Regions from separate parts of the Homo sapiens genome. Here region 1 is linked to region 2. The links are chromatin loops, found by intact Hi-C in ENCODE. Cell type or tissue: heart left ventricle. All regions are shown on one strand. Each heading gives the region's core, and the rest is flanking DNA. Links, peaks and the distances in the headings are about the cores only. Region 1 holds the start of ACSBG2 (acyl-CoA synthetase bubblegum family member 2). Region 2 has its middle 19 kb from the start of MLLT1.

Region 1 (11,674 bases), core at 4,488-6,987, 170 kb before region 2:
GAACTCCTGACCTCATGATCCACCCAACTCAGCCTCCCAAAGTGCTGGGATAACAGGCGCGAGCCACCACGCCCGGCCTCAAGTCAGTCTTTCTTCCCTGCTTCTGTTCAATTCATTCTGACCTCCTCCACCCACCCAGGCAGTGAATGCTGCTTACTGATGGAGAGGGGGCCAGAAACAGAAATGATAAGGATACCAGAACTGTGGAGTCATGTTGGAGGGAGGCTGGTCCCAAGAGAAACCTTTGGATTGGGTGCAATGGCTCACGCCTGTAATCCTAGCACTTTGGGAGGCCGGGGCAGGTGGATCGCTTGAGGTCAGAAGTTTGAGACCAGCCTGGCCAACATGATGAAACCTCGTCTCTACTAAAAATACAACAATTAGCTTGGCATGGTGATGCATGCCTGTAACCCCAGCTACTTGGGAAGCTGAGACAGGAGAATTGCTTGTACCCAAGAGGTGGAGGTTGCAGTGAGCTGAGATCGTACCATTGCACTCTAGCCTGGGTGACAGAGCAAGACTTTGTCTAAATAAATAAAGCAGTAAACAAAAGAGGGGTGTTGAAATTCCTCCCATGAGTAATCCATTGGATATGTGAATATATTTTATTAAGTTTTTTTTTTTTTTTTTGAGACAGAGTCTTGCTCTGTTGCCCAGGCTGGAATGCAGTGGCTCGATCTCGGCTCACTGCAGCCTCTGCCTCCCAGGTTCAAGCAATTTTCCTGCCTCAGCCTCCCGAGTAGTTGGGATTACAGGTACTTGCCACCATGCCCAACTAATTTTTTTGTATTTTTGGTAAAGATGGGGTTTCACCATGTTGGCCAGGCTGGTCTCGAACTCCTTACTTGAACTCCCACCTCTGCCTCCCAAAGTGCTGGGATGACAGGTGTGAGCCACCACACCCAGCTCTATTTTTATTTTTAATATGGCAAAATACGTATAACACTAAACTTACTACCTTAACCATTTTTAAGTGTATAGTCATAAAAATTTTAATTTAAATACTCACATAGGCTTGTAGCTACTATATTGGACAGGGTCAATTTCCAATTTTTTCCCTGAGTTAGTAAGTCACCTCGTCCATGCGTAATTCATCACTCTTTTATCAGCTGGACTTTTGAGACTTAGAAACAATGACTTTTTTTTTTTTTGCTGCTGTATTACATTGAGGCGTATAATATTTGATCAAATTATGTTGTTAGGGTCTGGCGCGGTGGCTCATGCCTGTAATCCCACCACTTTGGGAGGCCGAGGTGGGTGGATCACCTGAGGTCAGGAGTTCGAGGCTAGCCTGGCCAACATAGTGAAACCCCGTCTCTACTAAACATACAAAAATTAGCCTGGTGTGGTGGTTGGCGCCTGTAATCCCAGCTACTCGGGAGGCTGAGGCAGGAGAATCACTTGAACCTGGGAGGCAGAGGTTGCAGTGAGCCGTGATGGCGCCATTGCACTCCAGCCTGGGCAACAGAGCGAGACTCTGTCTCAAAAAATAAAATTAAAAATAAAAGAAAAGAAAATAGAATAATAAAATAAAATAAAATAAAATATAGTTGTTAGAATAAGAAGCACAACTGGCATAAACAGGTTTGGGAATACACAGCTTGCACTCAGTGAGCACACAGCGAGCCTGGTATGGAAGTGGATGCATGTACATTTCAGAGCAACCCTGCAAGGTTTCCGTATGAACCAGCGACCATGCATCCTCTGTGGGGGATAGACCTTGGGTTCATGGATGAGTTGGTTAATTGGGTGTCTTGGAGGTTGGCTGAGAGCTCCCACTGTTCTTGACTCTTAAGACAAGATGGCACATGAGGTGAAAGCAGGTGCCCCAGTGGAGGATCCTAGAACCAGCCAAGTAGTGAGGATCCAACCGCCCCCTTGCCCAGAGAGGCACCAGTGGAGGACGCACAGGTGACTCACACTGCCAGCTGAGTCCCCCCTTCCCCATTTCCAGTGTAAACACCTGGATTCTTTTACAGAGTTACCCTTGAGTTCACTTTGCCCTTGGCTCTGGGGGAAGAGAGAGTCTCCTGGGGTCTGCTGGATTAGGAGATGAATGTTGCCAAATGAATGCTTCTCTTTCCGCAGCTGTTGCCTTTATGCAATGCCATTTCTATCTTCAGTTCTTTCTCCATTAAAATGTGAGCCATGGCCTGGAATGAACTTCATCCCTCTGTGTGGAGGAAGTGTCCTCAGCTGCCCAGACAGGCTCAGCTTCGGGTCTGTGTAGGAAGAACCCGTGGAAGGGAGTGGGGAGTCGAGCTCAAAGACTAACAGCCAAGACTCTGGGAGAGTGGTCAGCTCAGAGTCCTCAGGGGAGGGGGTGTGGGGATGAGAGTCCACGTTATTATGTTACCTGGGGCAGGTGGGATAAAGGTAAGAGAAGGTAAGTGGAGGGATTTTAGTGGCATACAACGACTGCTTTTGTTGCAGAGAGCTTATTAGGAAGCAGATGAGAGGAACTGAGCTTGCAAAAGGTTTGTTTAGAGGGGACCCACCCTTGGGATGGATACTGGTGGAAGGGAAAGGGAAGGGAAGGGAAACAAACAGGATTGGGGGAGACAGAGAGACACAGAGAGAGAGAGAGAGCATGAGAAGTCCAGCTGCCCCCAGCTCTGTAGCTGGGATGGTCCCTGAGTTGTCCTGAGATTTGGGGAGAGGGGCCCGAGATTTTATGCCTCCATACAGATGTTGGTGGCCCGGGGAAGGGAACAAGACCCTGGATGAGGACGTGCCATTTGGCAGATGCTGACCTGAAGGGGTGGACAGCAGAGGTCTGCTTCCAGCAACATTCCTAGAGGCTGGGGCACACATCTTTCATCACTGAAAAGATCTGGGTAGCACAGCAGCGTCCTCATCCTTGCTGAAACTTGTCTGGGATAGCTATGGACAGATTTTCTCCAAGGAGATTTACTTTTCCACGGTGAGAGGGTGTGTGTGTATGTGATTATGTGTCTCTATGAAGGTGTGAGTGCATATGTGTGTGTCATACTCTATGTAACTGTGTACATGTGCATGCGTGTAATTATGTGCACATGTGTGACTGTGCGTCTATATGAAGGTGTATGTGAGTGTATACGTGTGTGTCATACTGTATGTAACTGTGTATGTGTGCCTGTGTGAATTAAGTGCACGTGTGATTGTGCATCTATATGAAGGTGTATGTGAGTGCATATGTGTAAGTGTGTGCCATACTGTGTGTGTATGTAACTGTGTCTGTACGAGTATGTGTGTGTGAATGTATGGTGACTGTATGTGCAACCGTGTGTCAGCATGAGGGTGTGTGTGCATATCTTTGGGAGTATGTGTATGTGTCTGTGTGTGTCTGTATGAGAGTGTATATGAGTGCATATGTGTGTCATAATGTATGTGTGTATGTAACTGTGTGTATGAGGTTGTGTGTGAGTCTGAGCAAGTGTGTGCATGTGTGTGCGAGTGTATATATGTAATTGGGTATCTGAGGGTGTGTGAGGATGTGGGGTGTGCAAGTGTGTGCAGGTGTGAGGACATGTGACTGTATATGTGACTGTATCTGCATGAGGGTGTGTGTGCCTGTGTGTATTTGTCTGCATGAGGGCACACAGGAGTGTGTGTGTGAGATTATGATTATGTGTATAATTAGGTGTCTATCAGTGCATACGTGTGTGAGTGTATGTAACTGTGTGTCTGTATGAGGGTGTGTGAGTGTGAGAATGTGTGTGCATATGTGAATGGGTGTGCGTATATAATTGTGTGTGTATGAGGGTGTGTGAGTGAGAATGTGTGTGCATATGTGAGTGGGTTTGCGTATATAATTGTGTGTCTGTATGAGGGTGTGTGAGTGTGAGAATGTGTGTGCATATGTGAGTGGGTGTGCGTATATAATTGTGTGTCTGTATGAGGCTGTGTAACCATGTGTGTGCATATACGTGTGTGGGAATGAATATATGTAGTCATGTGTCCATATGAGGGTGTGTGTGAGCACGTGCGTGCATATGTGTGTGTAATTGTGTGTCTGTATGAGGGTGTGTGAGAGTGTGAGCATGTGTGTGCATATGTATGTGTCTTGGAGGTTGGCTGGCAGCGCCCACATATGTATGTGAGTGTAGGAGTGTGGGAGTGTGTGTAATTGTGTGTCCGTACGAGGCTGTGTGACCACGCATGTCCATATATGTGTGAGTGTGGGAATGCATATATATAATTGTGTCTGTACGAGGGTGAGAGTGTGAGCAAGTGTGTGCATATGTATGTGAATGTGTGAGTGTGGGTGTGTAATTGTGTGTCTGTATGAGGGTGTGTGTGACCATGTGTGTCCATATGTGTGTGTGCATGTAATTGTGCGTATGAGGGCCTGAGCAATGTGACTGTGTGACTGTCACACATTGTGTGTCTGACAGTGTACATGTGTACGAAATGGGATGTCTCTATAATGAGGCACGTGTGTGACTGCATATGTGCATGACTGTGGATGAGTGTGCATGCATGTAATCATGTGTCTGATAGTACATGTGACTGTGTGTGCGCATGTGTGTGTGTGCGTGCCTGCCAGTTTGTGTCTGTATGAAAGTATTTGAATTGTGTGAACAGGTGTGATTGTGGGAGCATGTTATGAGTGTGAGTGTATGTGAGTGTGCTTGTGATTGTGTGCCCATGGGAAGGTCTGTTTGTGTGTGAGTACCTGTGCACGTGAGAGTGTCTGAGCGAGCGAGCGAGCGTGTGTGCAACTTGCATAAATCTGTCTGGCACCAGCAAAGTGGCTCAACTGTCTTTAGAGACAGAGGTCCCTTCCCTCCTGTTGGGGACCTCTTGACCTGCTCCCTCCCCTCCAGCTTCACCCCTGTCCAAGGAGGCTGCTCCTGATCCCAGGATTCTACTGGATGGGGGGTTGGGGAAGGGTGTCACCTCCTTTCCTTTATAGGCATGACCAGGCATGGCCCCCACCACTTATGCCCACATCCCACAGGGCAGGATGTAGTCACATGGACACGCCATGCAGTCAGGGGGCCTGGGAAACATTCTCTCTCTTTAGGTGAGAGCTCTGGGGAAGAAGGGCTGAATGGACATTGGTGGACACTGGCTGTCCTGGCACAGCTGCCCAGGTGCTCTGCAGAGTAGATATTTGTGAAACATTAAGAAGGCCCTGGTGGCCAGGTGCGGTGGCTACACCTGTAATCCCAGCACCATGGAAGGTTGAGGCGGGTGGATCACCTGAGGCCACGAGGTGGAGACCAGCCTGGCCAACATGGTGAAAACCCATCTCTACTAAAAATACAGAAAATTAGTCGGGAGTGGTGGTGCATGCCTGTAACCTCAGCTACTTGGGAGGCTGAGGCAGGAGAATCGCTTGAACCCGGGAGGCAGAGGTTGCAGTGAGCCAAGATCACGCTATTGCACTCCAGTCTGGGCAACAAGAGCCAAACTCCGTCTCTCTCTCTCTCTCACACACACACACAAAAGGCCCTGGAGACAAAGGAACACTCCTTGTCCTTTTCTCCTGGCACAGCACAAGATTCTGTTGCTACATCTTTATTTACTGAGCATCTAGTATGTGCTGCACCTGGCACTGTTTTGTCTTTTTTGTTTTGAGACAAGGTCTTGCTCTGTAGGCCTGGCTGGAGTGCCATGGTACCATCACAGCTCACTGCAGCCTGGAACTCCTGGGCTCAAACAATCCCCCCACCTCAGCCTCCCTACTAGCTGTGGTTACACTTGCGCACCACCACGCCCGGCTAATTTTTTAAATTTTTCTGTAGAGACGGGGTCTTACTACATTGCCCAGGCTGGTTTTGAACTCCTGGCCTCAAGTGATGCTACGGACTTGGCCTCCCAAAGTGCTGGGATTCCAGGCACAAGCCACTGTGCCTGGTAGTGGACATTGTTAGCAGTGACTAAAGCAGAGAACGAGAAGGGGGAGGCCGCTGTAAACACATGAAGACAGGCAGCGTAAGAGAAAGTCACGAGGGCAGGAATAACATCCAGGCATACTTCAGATCCCAGCTCAAGAAACCACTCCCAGGCCAGGCGCGGTGGCTCACGCCTGTCATCTCAGCACTTTGGGAGGCCAAGGCGGGCGGATCACAAGGTCAGGAGTTTGAGACCAGCCTGGCCAACATGGCGAAACCCCGTCTGTACTAAAAATACAAAAGATTAGCCGGGCGTGGTGGCGGGCGCCTGTAATCCCAGCTACTCGGGAGGCTGAGGCAGGAGAATCGCTTGAACCTGGGAGGCAGACGTTGCAGTGAACTGAGATCGCACCATTGCACTCCAGCCTGGGTGACAGAGCAAGACTCCCGTCTCAAAAAACGAAAGAAAAGAAAGAAACCACTCCCAGACTCCCTGCCTGGGCGGGATCCTTTGATCAAGCCCTCAACATGCCTTGGGGCTCTCTTCACAATGGTAAGTTTGCATTTGTTTGTGTGATTCTAGGCCTCCTCTTATTTTCTTGAACAGGCCTCATCTGGCTTTGTTCATCTTTATGTCTCCAGCATCCAGCACAATCCCTGCCATTAGGGTCATGGCTTCATAAAAACGTCACGAATGCAACGCAGAAGTGCATGCATGCATGAATAAATGAATGATGCATGAAAAGAGCAATCTCCCTGTCCTGGAAGCAGCTTCCCCTAGGGGTGGGGGTGGGGTGCGGAGGCAGGGGCAGCCAGTGATGTCACAAGAGGTGGCTGGGATGGAACGTTCTGGAAGGTTGAATGGGGTAGAAGGCCTGTTGTGGAGGGAAACCACCCATCCTCCTGCCTCCCACCACCACCATCATCCTGGCTGGACGGAGAGGGTGACGGGGGCTGGGAAGGGGCAGCTCATGTTCAGGTTTCCAGGAGGGGCTACCTGTTGACTGTCTTTGCAGGAAGAAGAAAACACCTGAGTGACCAGATGTCCCAGCTCCAGGTGCCTTGCCAGATGGCCAGAACCACACCTCTTGAAGAGTGACAGGTGCCAGTGGTATGGGAGAAGGGCATGCGTTTTCTTTTCTTTTTTTTTTGAGACAGGGTCTCACTCTTTTGCCCAGGCTATAGTGCAGTGGCACGATCTCAGCTCACTGCAACCTCTGCCTCCCAGGCTCAAGTGATACTCCCACCTCAACCTCCCAAGTAGCTGAGATTACAGGCGCCTGCCACCATGTCCAGCTAATTTTTTTTTTTTTTTTGAGACAGAGTCTTGCTCTGTTGCCCAGGCGCAATCTCGGCTCACTGCAAGCTTCGCCTCCCAGGTTCACACCATTCTCCTGCCTCAGCCTCCTGAGTAGCTGGGACTACAGGTGCCTGCCACCATGCCCGGCTAATTTTTTGTATTTTTTAGTAGAGATGGGGTTTCACCACATTAGCCAGGATAGTCTCAATCTCCTGACCTCGTGATCCACCCGCCTTGGCCTCCCAAAGTGCTGGGATTACAGGCGTGAGCCGCCATACTCGGCCTAATTTTTATATTTTTAGTAGAGATGGGGTTTCGCCATACCAGCCAGGCTGGTCTTGAACTTCTGACCTCAGGTGATCCACCCGCCTCGACCTCTCAAAGTGCTGGGATTATAGGCACGCGCCACCATGCCCAGCTAATTTTTGTATTTTTAGTAGAGATGGGGTTTCACCATGCCAGCCAGGCTGGTCTCGAACTCCTGGCCTCAAGCGATCCACCCGACTCAGCCTCCCAAAGTGCTGGGATTACAGGTGTGAGTCACCACATCTGAACCCTACATGGCCTTTTAAAATTGTGAAACATATAATGCATATAAAATAACACAAAGCATATCTGTACGATTTAATGAATAACGATAAATATCTGTGTGCCCTTTTCACTTCGTGAAATCGAATATTACTAGTAACTTACAAGTCCTCTGTAGAGAACTCCTGAGCTCAAGTGATCCACCTGCCACGGCCTCCCAAAGTGCTGGGATCACAGGTGTGAGCCTCCGCACCCGGCCGATCGTGTGATTTTTAACGTGCAGTTCCCTGATGACCAAAGCTACTGAGCATCTTGTCCAGGATTTGTAGCCCTTTCCAGGCTCCTTTTTTGTGAACTGCCTGTTTACATTTTTCATCATAAAACACTGGGTTGTTTACATTTGTCTTTTAAATCCAGAGTTCTTTTCATACTCCGGATACTAATTTTATTTGCCCATTTTGCATTGCCATAAAGTAATACCTGAAGATGGGCAATTTATAAAGAAAAGAGGGGCCTGGTGTGGTGGCTCACACCTGCAAATCCCAGCACTTTGGGAGGCCGAGGTGGCGGGGTTGGGGGGGGGGGGGGGGCTTGCTTGAGGCCAGGAGTTCAAGACCGGCCTGGGCAATATAGCGAGGCCCCCAGCTCTACAAAAATAAAAATAAAAATAAATTAGCCAGGCGTAGTGGCATGCTTCTGTAGTCCCAGCTATCTGAGGGGAAGAGAGTTCCAGGCAGAGGGCACAGCCCGTACGAAGGCCCCAAGGAAGGACTGCACCTGGTGAGTTGGAAGAACAGTGAGGAGGCCCACGTGGCTGCAGCAGAGTGAGGAGGGGGAGGGAGGAAGGAGGAGAGCACAGGGAGGTGCAGGGCCTTGTGGACCGTGGGGAGAACTTGCGCTTTTACCTGGAGGGAGGTGGGAGCCATGGAGGGCTGCAGGCAGAGGAGAGACAGGGTTGGGCCAGCATTTCACTTTTTTATTTTTATTTATTTATTTATGTATTTATGTATTTATTTATTTATTTATTTTTGAGATGGAGTTTCACTCTTATCTCCCAGGCTGGGGTGCAGGGCGAGATCTCTGCTCACTGCAACCTCTGCCTCTTGGGTTCAAGCAATTCTCCCACCTCAACCTCCTGAGTAGCTGGGATTACAGGTGCCTGCCGCCGTGCCTGGCTAATTTTTGTGTTTTTAGTAGAGACAGGGTTTCACCGTGTGAACCATGGCCAGGCTGGTCTCGAACTCCTGACCTCAGGTGATCCACCCGCCTCGGCCTCCCAAAGCACTGGGATTACAGGCATGAGCCACCATGCTTGGCATTCATTTTTATTTGTAAACACTTTTATCGTGGAAAGTTTCAAACACAAAAGTAGAGCTGATCATAACATAAGCCCCCAGCTACCTATCACTCGGCTCCAACTTAAAGTCAGCCTTGGTCATTTCTGTGTCACCCCACTCCTCGTGGGTAGTTTTAAAGCAAGCACCAGACAGTGTGTTCTTTCATGCATGAATCCTTTGGCAACAAGGATTCCTTTCTCTAACTTCACCCCAAAGCAATTATCATACTTTAAGGAAGTAAACATCCCCTCTTCATTTCTTCATGTCGTCTGAGACACAGTCAGTGGTGGAGTTCTTGGCGGCCTCGTGCACATCTTGTTTGAATTGAGATCTAGCAGAACCCACAATGCGCCTGGGTGATGGGCCTCTCACGTGACCAGGACCTCTCAGGCTCCTGGGAGGAAGCTTAGGTCCAGGCAGGCGGAGAGAGTGGATCCCATTTTGAAGGCTGAGCTGATGGAATTAGCTAATGAGTCAATGTGCTAGGAAGAGAGAGGGAGAGAGAGAGGGGAAGGGGGAAGGGGGAGGGAGGGAGGGAAAGAGGAAGGAGGAAAAGGAAGGAAGGGGAGGGAGGGAGGGAGGAAGGAAGGAAAGAAGGGAGGGAGGGAAGGAAAGAGGGAAGAGAGAGGGAGGAAGGAAGGAAGGAAGGGGAGGAAGAAAGAAAGGAAGGGAAGGGAAGAAGGAAGAAAGAAAAGGCAGGGACGGAGGGAGGAAGGAAGAGAGGGGAAGAACGAAGGGAGGAAAGAAGGAAGGGAGGGAGAGAGGAAGGGTAGGAGAATGGGAAAAAGGAAGGAAGGGGAGGGAAGAAGGAAGTAGAAAGGAGGGAAGAAAGGGAAGAAGCAAAGGGAGGAAGGAGGGAGGGAAGGAAGCAAGTCAAAGGTGAATTAAGGATGACTTTGAGGTTCTGGGCCAGATCCAGCTGCTCCAGAGGGGCCTTGGGCTTCCTCCTCATTTCTTCTTGGGCCGCACACTCCGTGCATGTTTTTCATGCATATCTGTAGCTTGGTCTGGATCTGCTGTTTTGGGCTGCTCGCTTTGTCCTGCTGATTGATCTACTTTGTGTGTGTAAACTCCGTAGGCTCATTCAAGTTCACTTTACTTATTTTTAAAATTAAACTTATTTTTTTTTTTTTGAGATACAGTTTTGCTCTGTCACCCAGGCTGGAGTCCAATGGTGCTATCTTGGCTCACTACAACCTTCACCTCCCAGGTTCAAGGGATTCTCCTGACTCGACCTCCCAAGTAGTTGGAACTACAGGTGTCTGCCACCATGCCTGGCTAATTTTTTTTGTATTTTTAATAGAGACAGGGTTTCACCATGTTGGCCAGACTGGTCTTGAACTCCTGACCTTAGGTGATCTGCCAGCCTCGGCCTTCCAAAGTGCTGGGATTACAGGCGTGAGCCACCGCACCTGGCCTCAAGTTCAACTTAGAACATGGCCTTTTAGCCACCTGTTTTCACTGAAATACAAAATCAGTTTTTGCTGGTGTAAGAATCACGTGCATGTTACAGGGCTTCATTCACCAGAGGGTTTACTCAAGTTTTCACCTGCTGTGTTCCTGCACTCACTGATGGAAACTTTTAGAGTTCATAAAACATTACTGCAAATCTAGAATCCAGAACAACTGCTTGATTCTTGTGTCAAGCACGCTCTTTATCATGAACAAAATCGTACAATTTTCCTCCCTGAAAGCCACTAGAAAAATCAGTTTCAATAAATGTTGACCAACAATTTGGCCTCCACTTCCCCCAGGGGACAAAGTTGACAATATCTGGAGACATTTTTGATTGGAATAAATTTATATTTAGAATTTGTGATTTTAGGCCAGGTGTGGTGGCTCACACCTGTAATCCCAGCACTTTGGGAGGCCGAGGCAGGCAGATCACCTGAGGTCGGGAGTCTGAGACCAGCCTGACCAACATGGAGAAACTCTGTCTCTACTAAAAATACAAAATTAGCCAGGCATAGGCTGGGTGCGGTGGCTCACGCCTGTCATCCCAGTACTTTGGGAGGCCGAGGCGGGCAGATCACGAGGTCAGGAGATCGAGACCATCCTGGCAAACACGGTGAAACCCAGTCTCTACTAAAAATACAAAAAAAATTAGCTGGGCGTGGTGGTGGGCACCTGTGGTCCCAGCTACTCAGGAGGCTGAGGCAGGAGAATGGCGTGAACCCAGAAGGTGGAGCTTGCAGTGAGCCGAGATCGAGCCACTGCACTCCAGCCTGGGCGACAGAGCAAGACTCCGTCTCAAAAAAAAAAAAAAAGGAATTAACACACTGAGAATTAAACAACCTGAAGGAGTGGTGGTACAAACACCACTCCAAAGCCCTCAAACAGTAGAGTCCAATTAATGACTATGCAAAAACCCAGGGTAGCCCCGGAATCCTGTCCGCTACTGATGGGTTAAAGACCATGTGATCTCGGCCAGGCGCAATGGCTTACGCCTGTAATGCCAGCACTTTGAGAGGCTGAGGCGGGCGGATCACTTGAGCTTGGGAGTTCGAAACCAACCTGGCTAATGTGGTGAACCCTTGTTTCTACTAAAAGAATATTTTTAAAAATTAGCTGGGTACGGTGGCCTGTAATCCCTGCTACTCCGGAGGCTGAGGCACGAGAATTGCTTGAACCTGGGAGGTGGAGGCTGCAGTGAGCCGAGATTGTGTCACTGCACTCCAGCCTAGGCG
Region 2 (11,674 bases), core at 5,995-8,494:
AGGGACAACTTCTCTTTGGCTGTTCCCCTTCACAGGACTCCAGGGTCAATAGGGCTCCATGGCTCAGGGGAATGGAACCCAGAAGCCTGACATGCTGACAAAAGGGTAAGAGTTTTTAGCAGTTGGACTTCTGGCTTCTCTCTCTCTGTGCAAGCTGGTTGTAGGAATGACAAAAACTGTATTCTCTGCCCCTCCATGAGTTCAAAAGTCAGAAGTATTGGCCATTTGGCATGGCTAAGGTCAGGTAGTAACATATTTTAAAAGATTTCCTTTTTTTTTTTGAGACAGAGTCTTGTTCTATTGGCCAGGCTGGAGTACAGTGGTGCAATCTCAGCTCACTGCAACCTCCGTCTCCCAGGCTCCAGCAATTCTCCTGCCTCAGCCTTCCAAGTAGCTGGGATTACAGGCATGTGCCACCATGCCCGGCTAATTTTTGTAATTTTTAGTGGAGACAGGGTTTCACCATTTGGCCAGACTGGTCTCGAATTCCTAACTGCAGGTGATCCACCTGCCTCAGTCTCCCAAAATGCTGGGATTATAGGCATGAGCCACTGCGCCTGGCCAGGACTTCTTAAAAAGGAAGTGCTATGGTTGGCCAGGTGTGATGGCTTGCACCTGTAATCCCAGCACTTTGGGAGGCCGAGGCGGGCAGATCACAAGGTAAGAAGATCGAGACCATTCTGGCTGACATGGTGAAACACCGTCTCCACTAAAAATACAAAAAAAATTATCCAGGTGTGGTGGTGGACACCTGTAGTCCCAGCTACTCAGGAGGCTGAGGCAAAAGAATGGCATGAACCCATGAGGCGGAGCTTGCAGTGAGCTGATATCAAGCCACTGCACTCCAGCCTGGGCAACAGAGCAAGACTCTGTCTCAAAAAAAAAAAAAAAAAAAAGGAAATGTGATGGTTAAAAGTCAGCTTAATTAAAGATGGAGGATATCCAAACTATAGGTATATTTAAAAGGCCTTTATGTCGTTTATCGTTGTAGATTTTGTTTTTCTGGAAAAAGGTGTTTTCTTTTCGGTCAACTGAACAATTTTTCTCCATTTTTGTCTTGCCACTCTTAATGCACACATGAGGGGTTCCAGGATGACTTCTGGTGGCCTGGGACTCCTTGGGAAAAACAGAGGAGGCGCCACTGATCCGTTTTGGGAAAAACCTCTGTTTTCCTCAGGAACTTCAGGAATTACGGGCAGATGGATCCCTCTCAAAATCTATTTTTGTCTTCCAGCTATGCCTACTTATTAAGCCTTAGAAACTACATGTTTTCCTAGCCCTGGTTCTCGAAGGGCTCCACCCCCCGGCCAGTAATCCAATTAAGAAATTGGCACAAGAGGCTGGGCACGGTGGCTCACACCTGTAATCCAAGCACTTTGGGAGGCCAAGGTGGGAGATTCACCTGAGGCCAGGAGTTCGAGACCAGCCTGGCAGCATAGCAAAACCCCATCTCTACTAAAAATACAAAAACTAGCCAGGTGAGTTGGCGGGCGCCTGTAATCCCAGCTACTTGGGAGGCAGAGGCAGGAAAATCGCTTGAACTCAGGAGGTAAAGGTTGCAGCGAGCCAAGATCATGCCACTTGGACAACAGAGTGAGACTCTACATTCCAGCTTGGACAACAGAGTGAGACTCTGTCTAAAAAAAAAAAAAAAGAAAAAGGAAAAAAGAAAAATCTTACAACTACTAGTGGATCTCCTGTCTGTCATATAGTTATATATGTGTTGTATGTGTGATGTTTATATAAAAGAACTCTAACTGATTAGCTTAAGGAAAAATAAGCACTTAGGTCAAATATTCTTGAAGAAAAATAGAAACTGCAATGCCTTTTAGTTCTCATGACTTAATCTTAGAGAAATAAAAATAGTCTTAAAGATTATTGGTAAAATAAAAATGACTTCAAAATGTAGACATGTGGTCCAAATTATGCAGCTCAGATATTAGGTTTGCTAAATGCTTTAAAGTCATAAACTGCTTCTTTGGCTTTTGAAAACTGTTTGACTTGCCTGCTTTATGGTTTGGTAAGGACTAGGGACATAGGGAGCTAATCACACCCCTAGATATGCTGGAAATATTCAGATCTTATCTGCACCTAGGACATAATTAAAATAACTTACTAGGTTTTCTTTTTTTTTTTTAACTAGGTTTTCTTTTTACCAAAAATAAGAATTGCTAAGAGTTACCATTATAACATGTAATTGAGACTCCTGAAAATAGACTTACATGCAAAGTATATAAGGAAAGTAAACTGTGTCTTTAGTTAAAGAATATAAGAAGGCATGGGAATGTAAATTTTTGCCAAATTTAGAAATTTAAAGGATTGTTTTAAATTAGATAAGATAAAGCTAAGGGTTTAAACAAGTTATAGAAGGTTTGTAAAAATTAATCTTATAAAAGGAATTGTGTGTGTGAATATATTGACTAAATTCTTTTTTTTTTTTTTTTTTTTTTTGAGATCACTATGTCACCCAGGCTGGAGTGCAGTGGCACAATCTTGGCTCACTGCAACCTCCACCTCCCAGGTTCAAGCGATTCTTCTGCCTCAGCCTCCCTAGTAGCTGAGATTACAGGTGCATGCCACCACTCCTGGCTAACTTTTGTATTTTTAGTAGAGATGAGGTTTTGCCATGTTGTCCAGGCTGGTCTCGAACTCCTGACCTCAAGTGATCTGCCCACCTCAACTCCCCAAAGTGCTGGGATTACAAGCATGAGCTACCATGCTCAGTCCATATTGACTAAATTCAAAAGGGTATTATTTGGTTTTCCTGTAAGTTGAACATTGGAATGGAAGCACGATCTGCTATTCTTAGGGCACTGATCTGCGGTTTCATAATAAATGTTATAAGCCTTTAGTATGTTTGATAGGCTTCCCGAAATCACATTTCAACTTCAAAATTGTCTTTTCTAACCCCTAGCTTTTGGATGCTACAGAGGATCCCTGGAGTGTCCAGGGAAGAAGTAGACAGGATGATTTGACATGTTTAGCTACATAGGATTGCCAAAATAAGGTGGTGTTTGGTCTCCGGTGGGTTGCATTTCAGTGAATAATGTTAATGTGTATTCCAAAATTGTATGGGATTTCTAAAGTTCTGACGTCTGAGAAAGTGTTATGAATCATAATTAGGGTTATTATGTTAGGTTATTGTAGACCACAGTGGTTACCAAATTTCTTTGTCAATCATGATTTTGACTGTGACTACCCTAGGACATTTTGACATTCATAGGCAATTGTTGTCTTGTTTTTTATGTTTGTTTGTTTTTGAGATGGAGTCTCGCTCTGTTGCCCAGGCTGGAGTGCAGTGGCGTGATCTTGGCTCACTGCAAGCTCCGCCTCCCGGGTTCACGCCATTCTCCTGCCTCCCTCTCCCGAGTAGGTGGGACTACAGGCGTCCGCCACCATGCCTGGCTAATTTTTTGTATTTTTAGTAGAGACGGGGTTTCACCGTGTTAGCCAGGATGGTCTCAATCTCCTGACCTCATGATCCGCCCACCTTAGCCTCCCAAAGTGCTGGGATTACAGGCGTGAGCCACCACGCCCGGCTGTTGTCTTGTTTTGATCTTCTTCAAAGGGTGGATTATAGACCTCAAGTGCAGGTTTCTGATAACTTTGGAGATTGTGAACAGGAGTTGACTGGGTGAATTGAACTAATGGAAGACCAAAGTAATCATTCTTGATTTTTTGCTTGGAACATTGCTGATCCCTTGTTTTGTTTTTCAGAATCAAGGAAGCTTTTCTTTCCAGCTATTGTAGCTTTTGACATTTGTAGGAGTGAACCAATCAGTGATCTCTGACTGCAGCTCAGAAGAAACTAAAGGGACAGACTGTCAAACTCCAAATGGTGATGCAAATGGAGCCTCAGACGATGACTCCCTTTTACTGGGAGCCCTTAGATAGGCCCCCGAGGGAAAATCTGACTGCCATTTTTCTGAAAACAATGCCCCCTGTCAGCATGAAGCAGTTAAGAATGACCATCATCCAGCCAGGCTCGGTGGCTCACGCCTGTAATCCCAGCACTTTGGGAGGCCGAGGCAGGTGGATCACGAGGTCAGGAATTCAAGACCAGCTTGGCCAACATGGTGATTCCCCGTCTCTACTAAAAATACAAAAATTAACCGGGTGTGGTGTCACGCGCCTGTAGTCCCAGCTACTTGGGTAGCTGAGGTGGGAGAGTTGCTTGAACCCGGGAGGCAGAGATTGCAGTGAGCCAAGATTGCACCACTGCACTTCAGCCTGGGCAACAAGAGTGAAACTCCGAAAAAAAAAAAAAAAGAATAGTCATCATCCCTACCCTAACAGCAGTTAGACGTACCTCTTCAGAGGGGAGTTTGATGGCTGTGGCAGGGCCAAGCAGGAGTCCCGCCCCTCCTGAGTTGGGATGAGATCTCTCCAGGTGCAGCTGCAGCTGCCCAAACCACAGCTGCAGAGCCGGGCCTCCCACTCCACAGAGTAAACAGGAGTCGCACACACCCCCAATGCAGCTGCAGCCACCCAAACAGAGGCTGTGTACCCAGGCATCCCTGCACTCTTGGGGTCCCAGGAAGGTTTCCCTGCCCTCGCAGGCTTGGAAATGCCTGCTCCCACTGCCTGGCTTCTCCCTGCTGTTGGCACCCATTCCAGTCTCAGAGCAAAGTTGGGGCCAAGCCCAGGCACTGTCACAGCCCAGCTGGGTGTGCACATGCTTGGGGCAGTGGTGACACTCCAGTCCCCTGCTGCCTCAGCCCCCTCTGGACCTTGGGTGCTGATGAGCATAGGAAGGAAGCTGAGGGAGGGGTTGAGGGCAGCTTGGTGCTGACCTGCAGGTGCCCCTTGGCATCTATAGCCTCATCACCACGAACAGCAGCAGGAGGCAGACAGGTTCCTGGGTGGAAGGGGGTGGATCCCCGGTGAGGTCCCACCTTCAAGCCAGGGAGGCCCTGAAGCCTGGGGGCCAGGCTGCCAGTCCCACAGACCAGAGTGGGAACTTGTGGTGCCTTTTCCAGGCTGCCCATGGACCAATCAGCATGGACTTCCTCCCCTCTGAGGCCCATCAAAGCCCTGGGCTCAGCCATAGCTAGACAGATATAGGGATGACCAGCTGCAAAGAGAAGCAACCCACTCCAGGGCCTCCTCTCTGCTGAGAGCTGAGCACTTGACATGACGACTAGCTACAGAGAGGATCTACCCACTCCAGGGCCTTTTTTTTTTTTTTTCTGAGCTATTCTGTTGCTCAATAAAGCTCCTCTTCACCTTGCTCACCCTCCACTTGTCCGTGTACCTCATTCTTCTTGGGCGCAGGACAAGAGCTTGGGACCTGCCGAATGGCAGGACTGGAAGAGCTATAACACAAACAGGGCTGAAACACGCCCCTTGCTTGCCGTGTTGATGGTAATGAGAAGGAGAGAAGAGCTCCAGCCCTTCAGAAAGCCTAGACCTGGGAGCTCCCTGAGCCAGGGCAGTGACTCCCTCTTTGAGGCCCAGCATGAAGCTTGGAGTCTCCAAGCTTCTGGGCTCCACCATGGTCCCTGGTGGCAGCCATGGACGCTACTTGTGGTGCACCTGGCCAAGCCGCAGCCTTGCAGAGAGCCAGTGCCCATGCCGGCACCTGGAGCTGCTCACCCTGCTGCAGCAGCCGGTGTGTCTGACTGTGCACAGGGGCTAGACCCCATGCTTGCTTGAACACACACCCCTTGCCACTCCACACCTGGCACACCCTTGGCAGGTGTGGGATCCAGGCTGGTAGCAAGAGCCGAGTGTAGCCTGCCAGGTCAAGTGGGCAGAATGAGCCCAGTGGGCCTGAGCAAAACTCAGGCAAAGATGCCACCAGCCACAGAGGTTTACAGCCAGAAAAGTGACACCATCCCAAGAATTCTGCAATGGCACCACTGCACTCCAGGCTGGGTAATAGAGCAAGACCTTGTATCTATGAACCCTGAAGACATTATGCTAAGTGAAATAAGCCAGACACAAAAGGACAAATCCTGTGTGATTCCACTCCTCTCCTAGGAGTCAACAGAGGTCCCTCAAGTCAACAGATTCATAGAAACAGAAAATAGGCTGGTGGATGCCAGGAGCAGGGGAGGGTGCTGGGGAGTGAGTGTTTCATGGGGACAGTTTCATGCTGGGAAGATGAGAAAGTTCTGGAGATGGATGAAAGAAAGTCAAATGCTATACATTCTCACTTATAAGTGGTATCTAAATAATGTGTACACATGGGTGTAGAGTGTAGAATGATAGACATTGGGTGGGCGGGGGGGGTGGATGGAAGGAGAGAAAGTGATGAAAAATTGTATAACAGATACAAAGTATATTATTCAGGTGATGGATACACGAAAAGCCAAGACCACCATTATGCAATATATGCATGTGACAAACTGTACTTGTAGCCCTTCAACTTTTTAGATTTTTTTTTTTTTTTGAGACGGAGTCTCGCTCTGTCACCCAGGCTGGAGTGCAGTGGCGCGATCTCGGCTCACTGCAAGCTCCACCTCCCAGGTTCACGCCATTGTCTTGCCTCAGCTTCCCGAGTAGCTGGAACTACAGGCGCCCGCCACTACGCCCAGCTAATTTTTTGTATTTTTAGTAGAGATGGGGTTTCACCATGTTAGCCAGAATGGTCTTGATCTCCTGACCTCGTGATCCTCCCGCCTCGGCCTCCCAAAGTGCTGGGATTACAGGCGTGAGCCACCACGCCCAGCCTAGATTTTTAAATCTAGTCACCCAGGCTAGAGTGCAATGGCGCAATCATAGCTCACTGCAGCCTCAACCTCCCGGGCTCAAGCAATCCTCCCACCTCAGCCTCCCCAGTAGCTGGGACCACAGGCATGTGCCACCACATCCAGCTAATTTTTAAAATTTTTTTTTGTAGAGATAGGGTCTCCCTATGTTGCCCAGGCTGGTCTTGAACTCCAAAGAAAGTAACATTTTGGATGTTCTGGTCTTGCTTTTGGTCCATAACGGAACTGTTACTGTTAATACGTTAAGTCTCTACCGCCCTCTAGTGGTTCACTTTATTTGCACCCCGGGAACAACGTTGAGTGTTCCCTTTTTATTTTGCCTAGTAGACGGTCCAGCCCTCTTTTGGGTACTTTTTGGAATTCCTTTTGGCCTCCAACCTGTTTCCTGTAAGCTCCCAGTTTGCTGCCTGCCACAAAAGTACACACACAGCCACCTGTTGCAATACACATACATAAGTATATATTTTTTTGAGATGGAGTCTGGCTCTGTCGCCCAGTCTGGAGTGCAGTGGTGTGATCTCGGCTCACTGCAACCTCCGCCTCCTGGGTTCAAGCGATTCTCCTGCCTCAGCCTCCCGAGTAGCTGGGATTACAGGTGCCCACCACCATGCCCGGCTAAACTTTGTATTCTTAGTAGAGATGGGGTTTCACCATGTTGGCCAGGCTGGTTTTGCACTCCTAACCTCAGGTGATCCGCCAACCTTGACCTCCCAAAGTGTGGTGAATACAGTTGTGAGCCACTGTGCCTGACCAGTGATTTTCATTTCCCTAACAACAATGATATTGAGCATCTTCATGTGTGCCTGGAGCTGCTATTATTATTATTATTATTATTATTATTATTATTATTATTATTTTGACAGAGTTTTGCTCTTGTCACCCAGGCTGGAATGCAGTGGCGTGATCTCAGCTCACTGCAACCTCTGCCTCCTGGGTTCAAGTGATTCTCCTGCCTCAGCCTCCTGAATAGCTGGGATTACAAGTGTGTGCCACCACACCCGGCTAATTTTTTGTATTTTTAGTGGAGACAGGGTTTCACCATGTTGGCCAGACTGGTCTCGAACTCTTGACCTCAGGTGGTCTGCCCGCTTTGTCCTCCCAAAGTGCTGGGATTATAGGCATAAGCCCACTGCACCCAGCATTTTTTTTTTTGAGACAGTTTCACTCTGTCGTCCAGTTTGGAGGGCAGTGGTACAATCTCAGCTTACTGCAACCTCCGCCAATTGGGTTCAAGCGATTCTTCTGCCCTAGTCTCCCGAGTAGCTGGAATCACAAGTGTGTGACACCATGCCCAGCTAATTTTTTGTATTTTAGTAGAGATGGGGTTTCACTATGTTGCCCAGGCTGGTCTCGAACTCCTTATCTCAGGCAATCTACTCACCTTGGCCTTTCAAAGTGCTAGGATTACAAGCGTGAGCCACTGCTCCAGCCCTTTTTTCTTTTTCTTTTTTTTTTTTTTTTTTCAGACAGGGTCTCACTCTGTCACTCAGGCTGGAGTGCAGTGGTGTGATCATGGCTCACTGCAGCCTCAACCTCCCTGGCTCATGAAGCGATCCTCCTGCCTCAGCCTCCCAAGTAGCTAAGACCACAGGTGTACACCACCATGCTTGGCTAATTCTTAATTTGTTTGTAGAGACAGGTTCTCGCTATGTTGCCCAGGCTGGTCTCAAAAAATCCTCTCACCTCGGTCTCCCAAAACACTGGGATTACAGGCATGAGCCACCAAGCCCAGCCTGTGCTTGGAGCTTTTGAGTTCACTTTTAAACTTGGAAAGAAGGCAGCCTAGCCCTCCTGGTGGCCGCTCCCACCCATGAAGCCAGCCAGAGGGACGAAGAGAGCCTGGCCCTGGTGACATCATTTGAAGCCTGGACCCAGCCAGGTCTGCAGCCTGGGGCTGAACTTCAAAAGTAGATATGCTGGCCAGGCACAGTGGCTCACGCCTATAATCCCAGCACTTTGGGAGGCTGAGGTGGGCAGATCACCTGAGCTCAGGAGTTCCAGATCAGCCTGGGCAACATGGTTAAACCCCACCTCTACTAAAAATACAAAAATTAGCTGGCATGCTTGCATGCACCTGCAGTCCCAGCTACTTAGGAGGCTGAGGCAGAAGAATTGTTTGAACCCAGAAGGTAGAGGTTGCAGTGAGCCGAGATTGTGCCACTGCACTCCAGCCTGGGTGACAGAGCAAGACTCTGTCTCAAATAAACAAACAAAAGTACATATTGCTGATTGTCCGTTTGTGATTTCAGTCAGTTGGGGTTGAATATTTTGTCCTTTTTCACCAACAGACCTTCCTGATTAAGCGGATCACCTGAGGTCAGGAGTTCAAAACCAGCCTGGCCAACATGGTAAAACCCTGTCTCTATTAAAAATACAAAAATTACCCGGGTATGGTGGTGGGTGCCTGTCATCCCAGCTGCTTCGGGGGCTGAGGCATGAGAATTGCTTGAACCCAGGAGGTGGAGGTTGCAGTGAGCCAAGATCGCACCACTGCACTCCAGTCTAGGCAACAGAGATCCTGTCTCAAAAAAAAAAAAAAGTATATATGCTGATTGTCCATTTGTGATTTCAGGCAGTTGGGGTTGAATATTTTGTCCTTTGTCACCAAGAGACCTTCCCTGATGGAGACTAGGATGTGCAAGGGTCATGTAGCTTGTTAGAATTATAGACTGGAGGCTGGGCACGGTGGCTCACGCCTGTAATCCCAGCACTTTGGGAGGCCGAGGCAGGTGGATCACTAGGTCAGTAGATCGAGACCATCTGGCTAACACGGTGAAACCTGTCTCTACTAAAAATACAAAAAATTAGTCGGGCGTGGTGGCGGGCGCCTGTAGTCCCAGCTACATAGGAGGCTGAGGCAGGAGAATAGCGTGAACCCGGGAGGTGGAGCTTGCAGTGAACCGAGATCACGCCACTGCACTCCAGCCTGGGCTACAAAGTGAGATTGCGTCTCAAAAAAAAAAAAAAAAAAAGAGTTACAGACTGGATTGGGAGGCCGAGGTGGGCAGATCATGAGGTCAGGAGTTCGAGACCACCCTGGCCAATATGGTGAAACCCCGTCTCTACTGAAAATACAAAAATTAGCCAGGCGTGGTGGCACGTGCCTGTAATCCCAGCTACTCAGGAGGCTGAGGCACAAGACTCGCTTGAACCGGGAGGCAGAGGTTACCCAGGCCTCTTGCTCATCGGCTACGTTCATGCCCCAAGAGGAGGCTGTGAGGAGGGGCCAGCAGGAGCCAGAGGACAGATACTGGGGATAGAGCGGGATTTTTTTTTAAATGATTTTGCACTCGGGCCACATAAGCTGGCAAAGAAGAGGAAGAGCCACGGGGTCAGGGGAGGAGGCAGGCGCTTCTCTATCCTCCTCCCTCAGAAGATTTTGTTTGTTGATTCTTTTTTTTTTTTTTTTTGAGACAGAGTCTTGCTCTGTTGCCCAGGCTGGAGTGCAGTGGCGCAATCTTGGCTCACTGCAACCTCTGTCTCCCGGGTTCAAGCAGTTTTCCTGCCTCAGCCTCCCGAGTAGCTGGGACTACAGGCACGTGCCACCAAGCCTGGCTAATTTTTTTTTTTTTTTGAGACGCAGTCTCGCTGTATCGCCCAGGCTGGAGTGCAGTGGGGTGATCTCGGCTCACTGCAAGCTCTGCCTCCCAGGTTCACGCCATTCCCCTGCCTCAGCCTCCTGAGTAGCTGGAACTACAGGCGCCGGCCACCATGCCTGCCTCATTTTTTATATTTTTAGTAGAGATGGGGTTTCACCACGTTAGCCAGGATGGTCTCCATCTGCTGACCTCGAGATCTGCCCACCTCAGCCTCCCAAGGTGCTGGGATTACAGGCGTGAGCCACTGTGCTCAGCCACCCTCCCCAAGAAGATTTTTAACTGAGGTTCTCAACTCTTTGGGTGGTCAAACACCTCTTCAGGGGCTGTCACGGAATCACAGCTCCTCTCCCCCAAATACACCAAGACACACAACATTTTGCAGATGATTTTACAAGTTTACAGACATCCTCAACCCCACCTCTTCCTACCACCATGATCCATCCTGGAGCCACAAGTGAAAAACCTCTGGCTTCTAGAACAAGAAAGGAAGAAGGACTCGGAAGCAGATGACCAGGAATCCAAGTTCAGTCCCACTACTGTCTCACTGTAGTGCAAAGAGCTTTGGAAAAGGACGGACTGGGTTCAAGTCCACGATGTGTGGCCTTAGGCAAGTCACTTGCCCTCTCTGAGCCACATCTATAAAATGAGAGTATTCTCATTTATCTAAAGTGATGCACTCCAGGCACCTAGATTGTATGCCCAAACACCCATCTTTTGCACACAATGTCAAGTGGTCTGTGGACGCTGAAACCCATCCAGGGACCCCAGATAAGAACCTCTTACTATGTGTCTAGGCTGGAATGCAGTGGCACAACCTCCACTTTCTGGACTCAAGCCATCCTCCACCTCAGCCTCCCAAGTAGCTGGGACTACAGGCTCATGCCACCACACCCAGCTAATTTTTTTTAAATTTTTCATAGAGAGGAGGTTTTGCTGTGTTGCTCATGCTGGTCTTGAACTCCTGGGCTCAAGCAATCCTCCCACCTCAGCCTCCCAAAATGTTGGGATTACAGGCATGAGACACTGAGCCTGGCCAAAAGTCTTTGCTGTTGCTCCAGCTTGAAAGCTCATTCCCATCCCAGGGGTTTCACACAGCCATTCCCTCTGTCCAGAATGGACTTGCCCTGGCTTTTGGTATCGTTGGTTCCCTCTTGTCATTAAGGGCTCAACTGCAAAGTGCACTCCCTGGACCACCCATGTGATAGTGCTGCTCCCAGAACCATCATCTTCCAGAATATTATTGTATTTTATCTTTTTTAGCGCCTATCAATGGCTGGAAGTGCTTTGTGTGTGTGTGTTTTTATTTGTTTAATATCTATATCCTTCATTAGGGCAAGGACGTTGTATGTCTTTGTTGTCTTG

What was found. A loop is a pair of places that touch in the nucleus more often than their neighbours do. Peaks named below come from ENCODE experiments on the same cell type or tissue, not always from the same donor. Only the 100,000 strongest peaks of a DNase experiment are listed, where the experiment ranks them.
Region 1: it touches region 2 in a loop (2.5-fold over the local background); 18 of 110 quality-filtered maps call a loop at or near these places.

What each region holds. Positions count from the first base shown.
Region 1 is chr19:6,128,986-6,140,659 of GRCh38, forward strand. ACSBG2 (acyl-CoA synthetase bubblegum family member 2) reads left to right here and starts at 6,682. Exons shown (of 15, transcript NM_030924.5): 1 at 6,682-6,924. The region is part of intron 3 of LOC105372255 (a long non-coding RNA gene); the gene reads right to left. RefSeq lists enhancers at 5,646-6,549, 6,550-7,452. In heart left ventricle, for the core only: no CTCF peak of the experiment used is centred there; no DNase peak of the experiment used is centred there.
Region 2 is chr19:6,292,982-6,304,655 of GRCh38, forward strand. No RefSeq gene overlaps it. Among named protein-coding and RNA genes, the nearest start is that of MLLT1, 19 kb to the left of the region's middle. In heart left ventricle, for the core only: a CTCF peak has its summit at 6,983 (motif pointing left); no DNase peak of the experiment used is centred there.